Linked DNA regions of Homo sapiens: region 2 is linked to region 1. A link is an interaction called in ENCODE POLR2A ChIA-PET data of the cell type or tissue named here. Cell type or tissue: MCF 10A. All regions are shown on one strand.

What was found. Peaks named below come from ENCODE experiments on the same cell type or tissue, not always from the same donor. Only the 100,000 strongest peaks of a DNase experiment are listed, where the experiment ranks them.
Region 2: POLR2A ChIA-PET joins it to region 1 with 5 read pairs; 2 of 35 experiments call an interaction of 5 or more read pairs at or near these places.

The regions. Positions count from the first base shown.
Region 1 is chr13:74,441,139-74,449,138 of GRCh38, reverse strand. No RefSeq gene overlaps it. Among named protein-coding and RNA genes, the nearest start is that of LINC00381, 26 kb to the right of the region's middle. In MCF 10A, no CTCF peak of the experiment used is centred here; DNase peaks (open chromatin) are centred at 4,788 and 5,308.
Region 2 is chr13:74,974,015-74,982,014 of GRCh38, reverse strand. No RefSeq gene overlaps it. Among named protein-coding and RNA genes, the nearest start is that of LINC01078, 260 kb to the left of the region's middle. In MCF 10A, no CTCF peak of the experiment used is centred here; no DNase peak of the experiment used is centred here.

The DNA.
Region 1 (8,000 bases):
CAGGCCCCCAGGAAAGAAAAGGTGACACGGCCTAGGGGAGGTATTAATTTGAATTGAGGGGAGAGTTTGGTTGGAGATAAAAGCAAATCCATATAAATAAATAAATGGGAGAGAAAGTCTTCTTTACAGGAGTATTTCAATTAATAAAAACAGGACAATGAAAACAGAAAAATCATCATTTGTCAAATACCACAGTAATCATTGTTATAGGTAAGAATCATCCTTGGATGCTAAAATTAGATGGTAAATGTATCATGATGAACAGGATATTTGTAGAGTCTCAAATTATCTTCCCACAAGGTGCTTATTAATTTAAAGGAGAAAATTGTAACTTCACAGTGGAGAAACCTGGCAGATGCCACCTAAACCAAATGATTAAAGTTAACATCACCAGTAATAAGACACACCAAAACCTTGTACCTTTAAATATGACACACTGGGAAGGGTCCAACATCACTACTGTTACATTGTTGTCAAAAATGCATAACTTCAATTCTAATCAAATCAAATGAAATAACTAACCAGTAGTCTTCAGAACTGAAAGGTTCATGAGACACAAATAAGAAGAGTCACAAAAGTCACCAGATTTGGGGCTAAGGATACATGCCACCTAAATGCAATGTGAGATCCTAGGTTGAACCTAGAACCATGAAAAATACACTAGTGGGGCAATTGGCGTAATTCAAATACAACCTGTAGACTACTTAGTGATATTGCATCAACATTAACTTCCTGGTTTGGATAACTATACTTTAATTATATGATGTTAACAGTAAAGGAGAGGTATAGGAACATTACAAGTATTATTTTTATAACATTTTTGTAAGTGTAAAATTGCTTCAAAATAAAAAGTTTAAAAATGTTTAGAATAGAAAGACAAAGAGATGGAGTAAAGGAAGGAAGGAAGGAAAAGGGAGAAGAGAAAGAAAATCTAGTTATGTTTTCTTTCCATGTTATGTTTGCTTCTATAATCTCTTCCCATCCTCCAGTTAAATTGAGCGGGGATAATTCAAGGTCTTGGGTTATCAGCACAGATATTTGCATTGTTCCTCCTTACTCCCTTCCTCTCTCCTCGTCCTCCCTAAGGCCCCCTCCACCCATCCACACACACCCCACAGTGTGTGTTACTGAGACTTCATTCCCCCTAGAACCACTAGTACTCTCAACAACAGAGGTTGTTTTTGACCTTTTAAGTGCAGATGTACTGTCAGGTGAAGTAATCCCTCTCTGCCTTCGGAGTAGATCCTGATGCTCCTTCTATAGTTGACAGCTATTTTTCTGAGGCTATTGATGCTGCTGCTAATCTTACATCAGGGTCTATTCCCAATGCAAATGGCAATGGACACCACATGTGCCTCTCTGTCCTTCACTGCTACTGTTTTAACTGATTCTGCCAATGCCATTGCTGTCCCTGTCTGGATATTTTAACTGACTCTGCAAAACTCCATCCACAGCCAACCCAGCTAAGACAAAGAACCATTCATCCTATGTCTCAGTTTTTAGTTGAAACAGCAATTAACCAAAGAAATGTTATTTTCAGGCTAGGCACAGTAGTTCACCCCTATGATTCCAGCATTTTGGGAGACTGAGGCAAAAGTATTGCTTGAGGCCAGGAGTTCAAGTGAGCTATGATTGCTGCACTCTAGCCTGGGCAACAGAACAAAACCCTGTCACAAAAATGTTATTTTCAAATTAACACAATCATAGCATTTATTAATGTTTCATTTATCCTGTAAAAAGAAACTTGTTTAATTTTTTAAGTTAGGATGTTATTTTTTATCCTCCATTCATCTCATAGTTATGAGTGGTAAGGGCTTCTCACCACATTATTCTTTTATGTGCCCTTCTAGTTTATGAATTAATGTCAAATTCTAACCTTCCTATAGATACAGAATCAAATATATAAAACATGATATGCAAAATTGATTTTTGAGTATAAAGCCAGGTTTGTTTTAATTGAGTTCCATTATACCTAAATGTAGCCTTCAAGTGACAAACACGTGGAAGGCTTTTATCAACCTCCACACCTCGGACTGACATAATAACTTGCTTTGATTTCTAATATCTTTCCAATAAGAAAATATAGAGACATAATCAGTAAACTAGGTAGTATCTTTATCTCAAGCACTTCTACACATTGATTGTCCCAGCACTATTTGAATGTGTACTTATTTCTTTATTAAATTTCTCCTAAATACCACCTATAGAGCCACGATCAAATATTATCAGTTATGTAATATTCCAATTATCCACTTAGGTTAATTAATTCCAGCCATTTTCCTAAGTGAAGTGACCCAGAAAGAGAAAGTCAAAAGGCACATGCTCCCACTTATAAGTGGGAGCTAAACAATGTGTACACATAGACATACAGAGTGGAATAAAAGACATTGGAGGGGCCAGGCACAGTGGCTCACACCTGTAATCCCAGCACTTGGGGAGGCCAAGGCAGGCACATCACCTGAGGTCAGGAATTTGAGACCAACCTGGCCAACATGGTAAAATCCTGTCTCTACTAAAAATACAAAATTAGCCTGGCGTGGTGGTGCATGCCTGTAGTCCCAGCTACTTGGGAGACTGAGGCAGGAGAATCATTTGAACCTGGGAGGCAGAGGTTGCAGTGAGCCAAGATCACACTGCTGCACTCCAGCGTGGGCAACAGAGCAAGAATCTGTCTCCAAAAAAAGAGAGAGATAGAGAGAGAGACATTGGAGACTCCAAAATATAGTAGAGTTGCAGGGGTACAGGGGTAAGTGTTGAAAGACTTCTTATGGATACAATGCACACTATTCAGGTGGTGGGTACACTAAAAGTTCAGATTTCAGCACTATGCAATACACCATGTAACACAACAACATTTGTAACCCTAAATCTATAAAAATAAAAAACTAACTTCTAGGGCAATAAAATACTTTCTTTCCTGCAAATACAGTAATGTTTGCATATTAAGACCCTTCAGGTAGCAAGCACAAATTTGCCCTCAGAAAACCTCAACTGATAGAGTTTTATTATAAGGGGTGCACAAAGAAGTAAAAGAGATTGGAAACAGCTGCATAGCCAGGCTTCCAAGAGTATAGAATAAGTTTCAGCATCCTTCCACATTAACAAAGTTGGGCATAGTGGAGAAGAGAAATGCCATTCACTTTATAACATGGCCGTAAAGACTTCCTTTATGCATTACTCAGCATGGTTATCCAGCTACTCTCCGTTGCACCTTCCTGCTGTTGTTCTGGCTGCTCCTGATGAAATATTCTCTACTCTGCAATCTGCCACACAATTCTTCCTTGTTCGTAACATCTGCTACCTCATAATTTCTACTGGATTATTCCTTCTTCTTGCTACCTTCTCTTGTGCATCACCCATGTGATTGTGTCCCTCTCCGTGTATTTTATACTTAAAATCCCCTAAAAGAGAAGATCTTATCAGATTTGCTACTTAATTTTTGAGCCCAGCTCTCACGGTAGGCTCCCTCATTAGGGCCATGGACTATTCTGTAAATGGTTGGGTTTTAGTTGACAGTCATTTTAGGTCTAGTTCAAGGATGTCACTATTTGTGATTCAAATGGAACAAGGCATAGAGTTTTGTAAAAATGAGACAGTGAACATGGAAAGTTCTCTGTGGGAACTTAAAAAAGGCCTATAAGCACATTGAAGCATTGATCTATTTGACTTTTATTAGATTTTGTACCTCCTTGAATCTATTAAAAAATAGCTTTAAGTTTTTCATGCGTAAAGTTGGTTCTATTATTGGGCTCATCAGTGGGAAATGAAACCACCATGTAGGATCTGGATCACCATTAATCATCACTAAGCAAAGCAAAGGAAACTGGCTTAAGGAGCCATAGAGCATTTCCTGCTGCACCCATTTGCACTGTGTGCTAACCAGCTCAGCTAACCAACCCACTGGTTATAACACATAAACACACCCTTGTGCCCAAACACAGCCATCACTAGCAAAGTGCATCTGTGATGAATGAGATTCAATCAGCCTTCTGGCCTTCCAGGCTCAAGATAACATTTCTGCTATTGATAGTATCAATTTATAATTTAATTTCAGGTCCTAGCTCTTAAGAAATAAGGCTGTTTGTAGAGCTAAAATCTAATCCAGTTGAGGGTATTAGACAGAGTTCCATAAATTTCAATGACCACAAGATAGTCTGATCTTTTTAAAACTCAGCTAGAATGCATTTTATAAACCTGAATTTCTGAAATGAGTAATAATGAAAACAGTGATGTCAAATTTAATATTTGCTTATCCATTTACCCAGATGCATGAACTCACTGATCAGTCCGAATGTACTCTTTTTAAGAAAAGAAAAAAGAAATCCACCTGTAAGCTTTACAAAACGCAGGAAAAACATGGCTTCCTCTTAGGGTATTCAGTGAAAATTGATGCCATATCAATATGAGTTTATTGTTTGCTATTTATTTAAGAAAACAATACACGCTTATTGTGAAAGTTGCAAACAATAGAGAATGATAAACAGAAGTCGTTATTCATTGTTTCATTTATGGTTTCTTTTATGAGAGTCTGCCTTCTATATCTTTATTTAAGATGATCTGCGGCTGTACGCCCTGCCACCTTCAGCTCTCCTTGACTGTGGATGCCCCTGCTGCTCCCTGATTGATGTAGGCTTAGAGTAAGTTATCAGCCAGCTCCTGACCCATCCAAGGAGGATAATTTTATTGCATGTCTGTTTAGCCTCTGTCTGGTGCTCTCTTGAAGGCATCAATTCTCTCAGGTGAGAACCACAAATAAAATTTAAGAAATTCTCCCTCAGGCTAAGAGGTTAGGAATCATGCCAAAATTTCTCTGAATGGAGTCACTCTCTGCATAATCTCCCCGGCTCGGACCACCTCTCACAACTGTGTGCTGCTCTTTGATTAGAGGAGAATTAAAGACAATGTGGAGTCACTCAGGGGTTTGATTGGCCGTCGTTTTCTTTTCTGTTCCAGTTATCGTTTTGTTGGATTATCATAAGCGGATCTCTTGCTCCTCTCTTTCTTTTGCCATTTTTGCACATGTGGTTCCTACATAGGAAACCTATGAAATGACAAGCAACCATAAACAATAAGCATTGCCTCTGTCCTTCTTTTTACTGCACCACACCCTCCTCCTCTCCTAACAAAGAAATTTTGCAAAACTGCCTTTCTCTTCCTAGTGTAATGCAAAATCATTACATAAAAATTATAGGGTATTTTAGCCAATTTCTTCACTATACTGTGAGTTCTTCAAAGCAGTTAACCTGGGTTGCTGCCTGCATGCTTCTCTGTATTCCAAGCTTCTTCCTCCAAAGTACAAACAGGAGTGAATCAGCTCACGAAAATGGTCATAGCTGTGGAATTTAGCTCTTGGCATTTAGCCTCCCCTCTTTCTTCTCAGGCCAAGTTTCAACTATATTAATCCTAATGCATTGTAATCTGAAATAATACAAATGGAAGTTCCTTATAAAATAGATTTCTTCTCTGCAAAACAGGACAAAAAAATTATTCACCCTTTAAATGTAAACACTTTAAATGTAAACCATGAGTATGAAAAATAATCATTGTTAATTTTAAAAAACAGTGTCCTGACCAAAAAAAAAAACACCACATTTTTGCTAATCCCAAATTTTGGCTATATTTTTAAAATGCAGATTGAGTTTTGCCAGATTGCCAAATACTTTATGGAATATCGTTGGGCTGACATCCATAAAAATTGGCATCTAGTCCTGGTTTTACCCCTATCTCATTGTGAGAGTTTGAGCAATTTATTCCCCCTCTTTTCCTATTCCATTAAATGAGAAGATTTGTTAAAGAGATTGTTAAAATCCTTCTCTTTCTTCATAACTCATAGGCATCAGGATAGAACACTCACCTCCCTCCTCCCATGTTTTCATATGGAAGAATTTCCAGAAAGGGTCACTTGAGGCCTCTCACTCACATCTCCTCTGACTGATGAGTTTCCAGGGGTGTCCAATCTTTTGGCTTCCTTGGGGCACACTGGAAGAAGAATCGTCTTAGGCCACACATAAAATACACTAACATTAGTAATAGCTCTTGAGCAAAAAAAAAAAAAAAAATCGAAAAATATCCCATAATGTTTTAAGAAAGTTTACAAATTTGAGTTGGGCTGCATTCAAAACCTGAGCCACATGCGGCCCACAAGCCGAGGGTTGGATAAGCTTGTTCTACAAGCTCATTCCTGTTTGGACATGAGCTTGATCCCCAGAAGCACACTTACTCTATTCCTCTGTGCCTTACGTTTTCTGCTGGAAAAACTGATGGTTTTCTAGTTCAGACTATGACTGGGTAAGTAAATTGAATTCTGGAGTAAAGCATGAGCATATTGCAAGTTATATTCTTCAGAGAACTTTATAAAGTGGGTAATTTGATGCTCATTTGCCCAACTTCTGTGATTCTCTCTCCATTGGTTCTAAACCTGAAGGGATAGGAAATAACTATTATATATTAAGCCCACTAAAATATCCTAATTAGAGGAGCAAGGGTTTGATGAGAACAACTAGAATTGGGAAAGGAAGGAAAGATGGAAGGAAGGAAGGAAGGAAGGAAAGAAGGAAGGATGGATTGGAGAAAAATTTATGTATATTTGTTGAATGAGTGAATAAACTGATGAACAAACAAATTATGTGTGTTATTTCATAGCAGAACAATTTTACATAGCACTGATTTAAATGAAGCAATCTAAGAAAAACAAAGTAGGAGGCATCACACTTCATTTAAAATTATATTATAAAGCTATAATAAGCAAAACAGTATGATGCTGGCATGAAAACAGATGCATAGAAGATAGAAAGCCAAGAAATAAATCCAAGCATATACAGTCAATGGATTTTTAACAAGGTCACCAAAAGGACACAACATAGAAAGGAGAGTTTCTTCAACAAATGGTTCTGGGAAAACTAGATTTCTACATACAAACAATGAGATTGGACCCTTACACCATACTCAAAAATCAATTCAAAATGGATTAAAGACCTGCATGGTAGACCAGAAACTATATAACTCCTAGAAGAGAACATAGAGAAATAGCTTCTGAACATTGGCCTTGGCAATAATTTTTCTTTTGATATTACACTCAGGCCACAAATACAAAAGTAAACAAATGGTCCCATGTCAAACAACAAAAGCTTCTACACAATAAAGGAAATAATTAACAAATGGAAACATCAGTCTATAAATTGGGAAAAATATTTGGAAACCAAGGGAGGTAAGGGATTAATATCCAATTTAAAAAACTCATACAACTTAATAGTGAAAAATATTAAAAATAGTGGACAAATAGTTCAAATAAAATATAGGCAAAAGACCTGAATAAACATTCCTCCATAGAAGACATAAAAATGGCTGACAGATATATAAAATGGTGCTCAACATCATTAGTCATCAGGGAAATACACATCAAAACCACTCATGATGCCACTGCACAACTGTTAGGATGACTATTATCAAAAAGTTAAAAGATAAATATTGACAAGGACGTGGAGAAAGGGAATGCTTGTGCACTGTTGGTGGGAATATATATTGGTGCCACCATTATAGAAAACAGTATGGTGATTTCTAAAAAAATAAAATAAAATAAAAACAGAATTAACATGTGACCCAGTAATTCCATCTTCTGCATTTATACCCAAAGGGAATGAAGTCAATACATCATAAAGATACCTGCACTCATGTTCATTGTAGCATTACTAACAATAGCCAAGATAAGGAAAAATCCTGTGTCCATCATTGGACAAATGGATAAAAAAACTGTGGTACATATATATAATAGAATATGATTCCACCCTAAAGGAAGAATGAGATCTTGTCATTTACCACAATATGGATGAGCCTGGAGGACACTGTGCCAAGTGAAATAAGCCAAAAAAAATGAAAATATTGCATGATCTCACTTATACGTGAAATCTAAAAAAAAAATAAATATATAGAGATAGAAAATAATACAGGGATTACAAGGAGCAGGGTAAGGGGAGTGAATGAAGACATGTAGGTAGGAGGAT
Region 2 (8,000 bases), 530 kb before region 1:
TTACTGTGTGTGGCTATTTCACTCTGTCATGGAAACAAGGACTTTATAGAAATTTATGAAAATGGGTCCAAATATGCATTTAGACATGGCTCAAGACAATGGTTTAAGTAGATTAAATTTTTTTTTTTGTTTTTTCCACCATTCCCTTGTTTTGTCTTTCTCTCCTCAGGTAACTCTTAGCCTACTTGATGACTTCGCCTAAATTTAATCCAATAAATACTTATTGAGCTCAGAACTTCTTTACAGGCGGATATGTGATTAACCAACACGATGCACTTCTCTCAGGATGTGACCAGTGGAGGAAGGCTAGGGGCTGGGGGTTTGTGCTTATAATGGGAGAAGCTTCTAAAAACTTCATACAGAATGTGAGAGACAGGACTTACATTTCCAAGCAGAGGCAGGAAGAAGGACATTGCAGGTGTATCGACCAGCATGGGCAAAGGCTATGAGGTATGTTCCTGAAGAGTTTAGGTATCAGTGAGTGGCCCCCAGGCTAGAGAGTATTTTCAAGAGAGGAGTAGCAAGGAACAGTTGAGTGGAATCGGAAGAGAAGGGAGTAAACACTTATGGGGTACCTAATCTTGGTATATAAAGTCAGGCACTTGACTATTTCACTTTATCTCCACCCAAATCTGTGAGACATGGGAGAGATGCCTATACCCAAAGAGCTCTAGAAAGTGCCAGAAACTCAACCTCAATGGGTAAATGAACTCCAGCGAGCTATTAGCTGCAGGTTCTTTCATTGTGGAATGGAAGGTTTGGACTTCAGTTAAATTTCTCTATTAGGAGGAGTATTTTTAGAAGTGGAGAGTTGAAAGCTGGCCCTTTTAGGCAGCACGTATCACTTTCAGAGTTACAACCTATACAACACAGTCCTGGGATCTCATTTCCAGAGAAATTCACCCCAGCACTCTCTGGGGTTTGCTCTATGGTGAAAGGCAGGATAGGATGCCTCCTAGTCCTGAATTGGCAAGAAGAGCAGAGTGGCGTCAAAGTCGCCAAAGTGTCACAGTGCTTCACCAGCAGGACTGTTTCCTCCCTTGTCATGTGGGACATATTCCTTATCCTCCTTGCCTCAAAGGATGTTAGTGACAATTAAAAATAACTAGACAGGCCGGGCGTGGTGGCTCACGCCTGTAATCCCAGCACTTTGGGAGGCCGAGGTGGGCAGATCACGAGGTCAGGAGATCGAGACCATCCTGGCTAATACGGTGAAACCCCATCTCTATGAAAAATACAAAAAATTAGTCAGGTGTGGTGGCGGGCGCCTGTAGTCACAGCTACTCGGGAGGCTGAGGCAGGAGAATGGCGTGAACCCAGGAGGCGGAGCTTGCAGTGAGCCAAGATCGCGCCACTGCACTCCAGCCTGGGCGACAGAGCGAGACTCCGTCTCAAAATAAAAATAAAAATAAAAATAACTAGGCAAACATTTCTGTTACAATGAACTTTGCCTTTTAACCCAGTCAATTCCATTTAATTTTAATACCATTTTAAATTTTCAACTGCTTCTTAGAGGGTTGTGGGTGGGGAGGGAAGGGCTGAATTTTGTTTTTCTTATTTTACCAGGATGATATCAGTAGAAAGAAAACTAAATTTGGAAAGAAAACCAAGTTTGGGATCATGGCTTAACCACTTATTTGCAAACTGAGGGGTCTGGCAGGGGCAACCTCAATCTTTTGAACCTCAGGTACCTACAATTAACTCATCATCTACCTCATTGGGCTATTGCAAAGATTTTCTACCTTAATAAAAAATGCTTTGAAAATTATAAACTACTGATATTTGCTATGATATATAGAGCTGTTTTTGTGCAATTGTATTACCCTAGCTCCCAGTAAATAGTCCAACAGGATCTGAGGAAATTTATTACCCTAAACTGCCTCAGATCCTGTTGGACTAACTAAACACTGAGAAGCAGTCCATAATCCTAAATCCATTTATTTGTATAATGTCTCCATTTACTGAGTTCCTGGCATTTTGTATGATACCTATGTACTAACGCTTGGAAGTATAAGAGTTTAGGGTAATAAACTGCCTCAGATCCTGTTGAACTATTTATCAGGAGCTGCATCACCCATGCATATTTACAAGAGATTTTTGTGTCTAGCTTGACTCATTTAACAGGAACAAGATGTCCATATGCCACAACATAGGCTGGCCCATAAATTACATCCTGCCCTTCTTTGAACAATCCGGTGTGTCTGTCATGTGTCAAGCCTAACAAAACACTGAGAAGCAGTCCATAATCCTAAATCCATTTATTTGTATAATGTCTCCATTTACTGAGTTCCTGGCATTTTGTATAATACTTATGTACTAACGCTTGGAAGTATAAGAGTAGTAGTTGAGATTTTATCACGATTTGAGTATTGAAATCTTATCAAGATATGAAAAAATGCACCTTCTTCCTCTACCAAAAGAGATCTAGATACCAAGGTAAAATATGGCTTCTGTTTTCCACATAAATAAATTTTTGATATGCTTAAATATAGCAGTATTGATAGCTTTGATGATTGTATAGATAATGAAAACTGTGCTAGTTGCCGCAAGTCTATCTTTAGTCAAGATGAAAAAAAAATTACCATTGAAGAATATAGATGGGAACAAAGACAAACGTTAGTCCTAGTAGACTTGACTTTATATAATCCACAATTTTTCTTACTTTATTTGCAGCTGAAGTTGATCCTGGAAAGAGACTTTTTAGGGAGAGAACATTGTTTCCTTTCCCAGAACATTGTGTCAGGCGGGTAAGCAAGCAGGCACACTTTATTCTTTTTCTCTCTTTACCTGTAACATTGATATAAAGAAGTTCACAGAGTAAATGCTACTTGGGAAAAGTAGCATTTTCATTTTAATACACAGAAATGACTTGTCATCCAAAATTTAAAGTCATGTTACTTCATAGAGTCCAAAGCACAAGAAAATAGTTATTTTATCAACTAATTGCCTGCCGCTGAATTTCATTTAAGCCTGCTCTACTGCTCCCATAACATTTTACAAATCACTGTCTGCACTTCAATAGGCTCCGTGCAATATGCTAGTAGAATCTATTTCTTTCCATAGGACCTTCGTGTCTTAGAAGTGACATTGATAATTATCTCCCTTTCACATGGGCGCCCACCAGCTGAAGTGCCTAGGTGACTTCCTGCCCACACAGATGATTAGAGTTTTGCAATTCACATTGACTCAGGCAGCAGAATCAAATTCCCCACCTCCATCTGGCAGTTCCCTCTTCGGTCTGCTGCACCCTAAGGACAAAATGAGGGCAGCAACGTCATCCTTACCTACCTCTCTCTGAGGGTGAGAATTTCTCCTTGAATGGCTGTGAAGGCAGCAGGGCGTTGCTTCAATTTAGGTGAACATTAATATTAAACAATGGCTCTCCCTGGGAGTAGGTGGCTGCAGATTGAATGCTAAGCTGCTTCAGTAAGACTGAAACTGAACAAGAAATAAAAAAGAAACTAAATCTAGAAGAGGGCTGAAGGAAGAAAGCACCAGATTTTTAAAGATTTGCCAAGTGCGGAAGCTTAGCAGGATGAAGAACATTTATTTGTCTGTAAATGATGGTAATTTTCCATTGCTCCTTATCATGCAGTCTTTCAATATATTGAATTCAGGTTAGAAATACGTTTGTGATTTCATTCAGAACCTTAGCATTTTGTATTATAGTGGGAAGTACATTATTCACGTTTTGATGACTTAGAGGATTTTAGTAGTTGTTGCCCCAATTTTTCACACTGTGTCCACATCTTTTGCAATGTGATTTTGTGGTTCCTCCCAAGAGATGGCTTCCATTTTTCTACCTCCTGAATACAGATTGGCTTTTTAACATACTTTGGCCAAAGAACTTGGTGAAAGTGACCACACACCATTCTGGCTTCGAGCACTTCCTTCTTCTCTTGGAACCTTGCTACAGCTGTGTGAATAGTCTGCCGAGGATTAGACACCATGTGGAAGGGCTTAGTTGTTTCAGCTAAGGCCATTTTAGAAATGCCTATAGCTAGCTGAACAGTGGCTAGCAAAGAGTGATCCACAGCTGACCATAGATGCATAAGCGAGCCCAGGTGACACAATGACCTGAGTGATAATATAAGACTGTTCTTTTAAGATTCTGAGTTTTGGGTAGTTTGTTATGCTATGATAGCTAACTGATGATGCATCCACCAAGAATATAAGGCATGGTATTTATTTTTGTTTTTAAATATTCATTTAAAACTATTTTAGATCTTTAAATGAATAAAACAACAGGATAAAATGAATTAGGATTCACTGGCCCACTTACAACCAAATCACATGAGTGGCAAACAATGAAGCTTTAGATGCAATCTGAGGTCAGGCTCTTCAGTCTTGTGAATCAGGATGATGCGGCTGGATTTGTTTTTCCTTAAGGGCAATGATGATTCTTTGAAATTTTTTTTTTTAGAATTAAAGAAAATTATAGGATATTGCAAAAATAGTGCACAGAGGCCATAAACTTCACCCAGCTTCCTCCAATGGTGACATCCCATGTAACTATAGCACAATATCAAAACCAGGAAACTGACATCGATACAATGCTGTTAACTAGACTATAGATCTTATTTGACCTGTTTTTAAATCACTAATGGTGTGTGTGTGTGTGTGTGTGTGTGTGTGTGTGTGTGTGTGTTTGCAGTTCTATGAAATTTGATTCCATGTATACATCCATGGGACCACTAATCAATCAAGATGCAGAACTATTTCATTACCATGAAGGAAATCTTTTAGGTTGCTCCCTTTCAGTTGCACCACCCCATCTCTGTCCTCTGGAATCCACTAAATCTGTTCTCATTCTTTTTAGTTTTGTAATTTATTTTTAGAATATTATACAAATAGAATAATCCAGCACACGAGCTTTTTGGATTGCTTTGAAGTGCTGTAAGCAGTGGAAGAATGTGGTTGATTTTCATGTTAGTAAGAGCACTACAGCACTCAGATTGCACTAAGAAGACTGTTTTGGAGAAATGGGAGACTTGAGGAAGGGGAACAGGCAATATATCGTTCTAGTAATACCGGTGGAAGATGATGATGGCTTGAGATACAGTGGTGGTGGTGTGGACAGAACCAAGTGTGAATGATATTCAGGAGATTGAATTGACAGGATTTATATCAGTTAATGTAGAGTAAGAGGCAAGGAATGAGAGAAGTTGAAAATTCATGAACTCATTTGATCATTTGTTTAAAAATATTTGAGTGCCTGCTGTTGTACTAAGTGTAGGCAATACAGCACGAACAAGACTGTGACCTCATGGGAGTTTACATTTTCATTGAGAGGCAAATTGCTAAACACACTCACACATACACACATATGCACACACATATAATAAATAGATACCAGTTGCAAAGTAGAGGATTAAAACTGGGTAATGTAAATAAAAACAAATAAATCTTATTGTCATTCATTATGATAGGAAACTCCAGAATGGAAGGTTGAGAAAGGAGAAGAGGATAACTGAGAAACATGCTAGTTGAAGGTATCTTTGCAGGATATCCTGAGGGCAGTTGTATAAATATCTCACCTAATTCCTCAAGATGCCCTCAGATAGCAAATCAAGAGTCCTTAAAATTCTAACTATTGTTCTTTATAGGAGTACACACTAAGAAGAGTTAGAGGAATGAAAGAATAATAAGACAAGTTAACATTCATTGGATGTTCACAGTGTGCCTGGCACTTTTCTAAGCTCTTTACATAGATTAACTCTTTGCCACAATCCTATAAAATTTAATTAATTGATCTCTGCAGCAAACCTATAAAATAGGGAGTTATTATTGCCATTTTCCAGATGAGGAAACTGCTAAGGAATAGAAAGGTAGCTAGTAAAAGAGCACTACAGGCCGTTGCCCTAACCACTATTCTATACCATCTCTCTTTCAAATGTGTACCCTTACTGGAACTGTGTAAGCACATGTTTTACTCTAATTTTTATCATTCTTGGATTTGTGGTGGTTTTACTTACCAACCTATCTAAAGTAATTATGCTTAATCTCCCAAGTGCTCCCTTTAATAAAAGAGAGTCTGTTCACATCCCATAAAGTATTTAATTTCCCATTAGAGAGGATCCTGGTCCCTAAGGCTCTACCAATCTTCACTGGGATAGTTTTACAAATGACTCTTAGTATATATGGGCAAGTTATAAGTTTTCCATCAGGGCCAGGGCTAGGATGAGGTGCCTAGGAAACAAGATTTAAGGATGTGCTCATCTCAGGTGCTCACCCTACACTTGCATGGCTCTAAGAGTTTATGTCTCCTTAAATGTCGTGCTTTAAGCACTTAGCTTGTCTCTCCTTAGTCTCTGCCTTGTTTTTCATTCTGTCTTCCTGGTGATTAAACACTTTTGCATGTGCTTTTATATATGGTGTCTGAACTTACACTATAACAGCATTTTGCCCTTCTGGTCTGTGGTCCCTAGCTGCTTGAGGGACAGTTCTGTCATCTTTACAATTGTATCTTTAGCACATAGCACACAGTAGATGCTTAATGACTATTTTCCAAATGAATTAAGTGGAGCCTATTCAGAAACATACTCTAAAAATCTGGATTACATTTTCTGTACCCTTGAGGTGTTCAAATACCAAAAATGGAGAGACATAAATCAACTAGTTACACATTGATGAGCTAAGATCTGTGATAAAGGCATGGGCAGAGAGCTTTTCAAGCAGAGAGGAGGTTGTAAAAAAAACTGTGTGAGAGCTGTAGGGTGAGATCTCATATCTTGAGTCAATTCTGACCATCCCATCAACTTCTTCCATGCATACGCAAGTCTGCAGGGCAGCCAGGCTGATTCATTGAAAGCAATGAGGCAGGGAGTGGAAGAGTAATTTCTGAACATGAATTACCTAATGGAGGAGTTGGGGATGGAGTACAGGAAGGACGAGGAGGAGGAGGAATTTGTCTTCTAAAAATTTAATTTGTCATGCCATCAGGACACCCAAATGGAGTATTCTCTGGAAGCCTTGAAATTCTAGGGGGCTCAAGAGAGAAACAATCAAGGATAAAGCTGTAACTTTGGAAGCTGTAGCAGATCAGCAATATTTGAAGAGTTGGAAAAAAGTGAGATCACCTAGGTACAGAATAGAGTAAGGAGAAATAAGCAGCGAAAAACTGATAGAATGTGTGGTGTCCATTTATAATCATCATGCTTCACAGTAACATCCCGTCTTTCTGTGTACGAACAATTTGTCTACAGAAATGCCAAAGCACCCTTTCAGTTAGAGGTGTCACATGGCATGACAGCTGACACCTTCTTCAATGGGAATGCATTTGGGCTATAACATAAACACCAGAGGGGGTAAGCCCTGAGCATACTGCTCTCAGGGGACACCTTTTTTTTCGTTTTGTTTTGTTTTTTAATGAACAAAAGGTGTTCTTTGGTTTTTCAGAAGATAGATTTGTAACCAAACATCTATTCTTGGGAGACAATGAAATTATTCCTGGAAATATTTGTAAAATTCCATATGAACAAGACCGGTGTTTCTTGCATTTTAATTGCCTCTGTCTCTCAAACCCCTGTGATAGCAAAATGTTGTGTTTTATGAGGTTTTTCCAGAGTACTAAATCTTGACATAATCAATACTATGTATGTTAACTATCTTCAGGCTGTCTGTAGTAAGTTTGAATTATTAGATTCCTCTGAGGTCTAGACTATTTTTCTTTCAGCTATCAGTTACCATTTATCTATCCATCTATAGTACATAGATATTTTACAGGAATATTTCTAGGTACATAAATAAATTATGTGGCTGGTGGCAAAGACTGGTTGTTATAGCAAGGCTCCAGTGTATTATATTTAACCCAAACTGTAATAAAAGAGAGAGAGAGATTGAGAGAGAGAGAAGAGGAGAGACTGTGTGCTTCTCAGTCCTTGCTGGTGCCTTCTTGAAATTGCCAGAAAAGACACTCTGTAACAAGACTGTGTTGTCTGTGACACTCTCACATCACAGACACAGCGACTTGGGAAAGCAATGGTATACTGCAGATATAA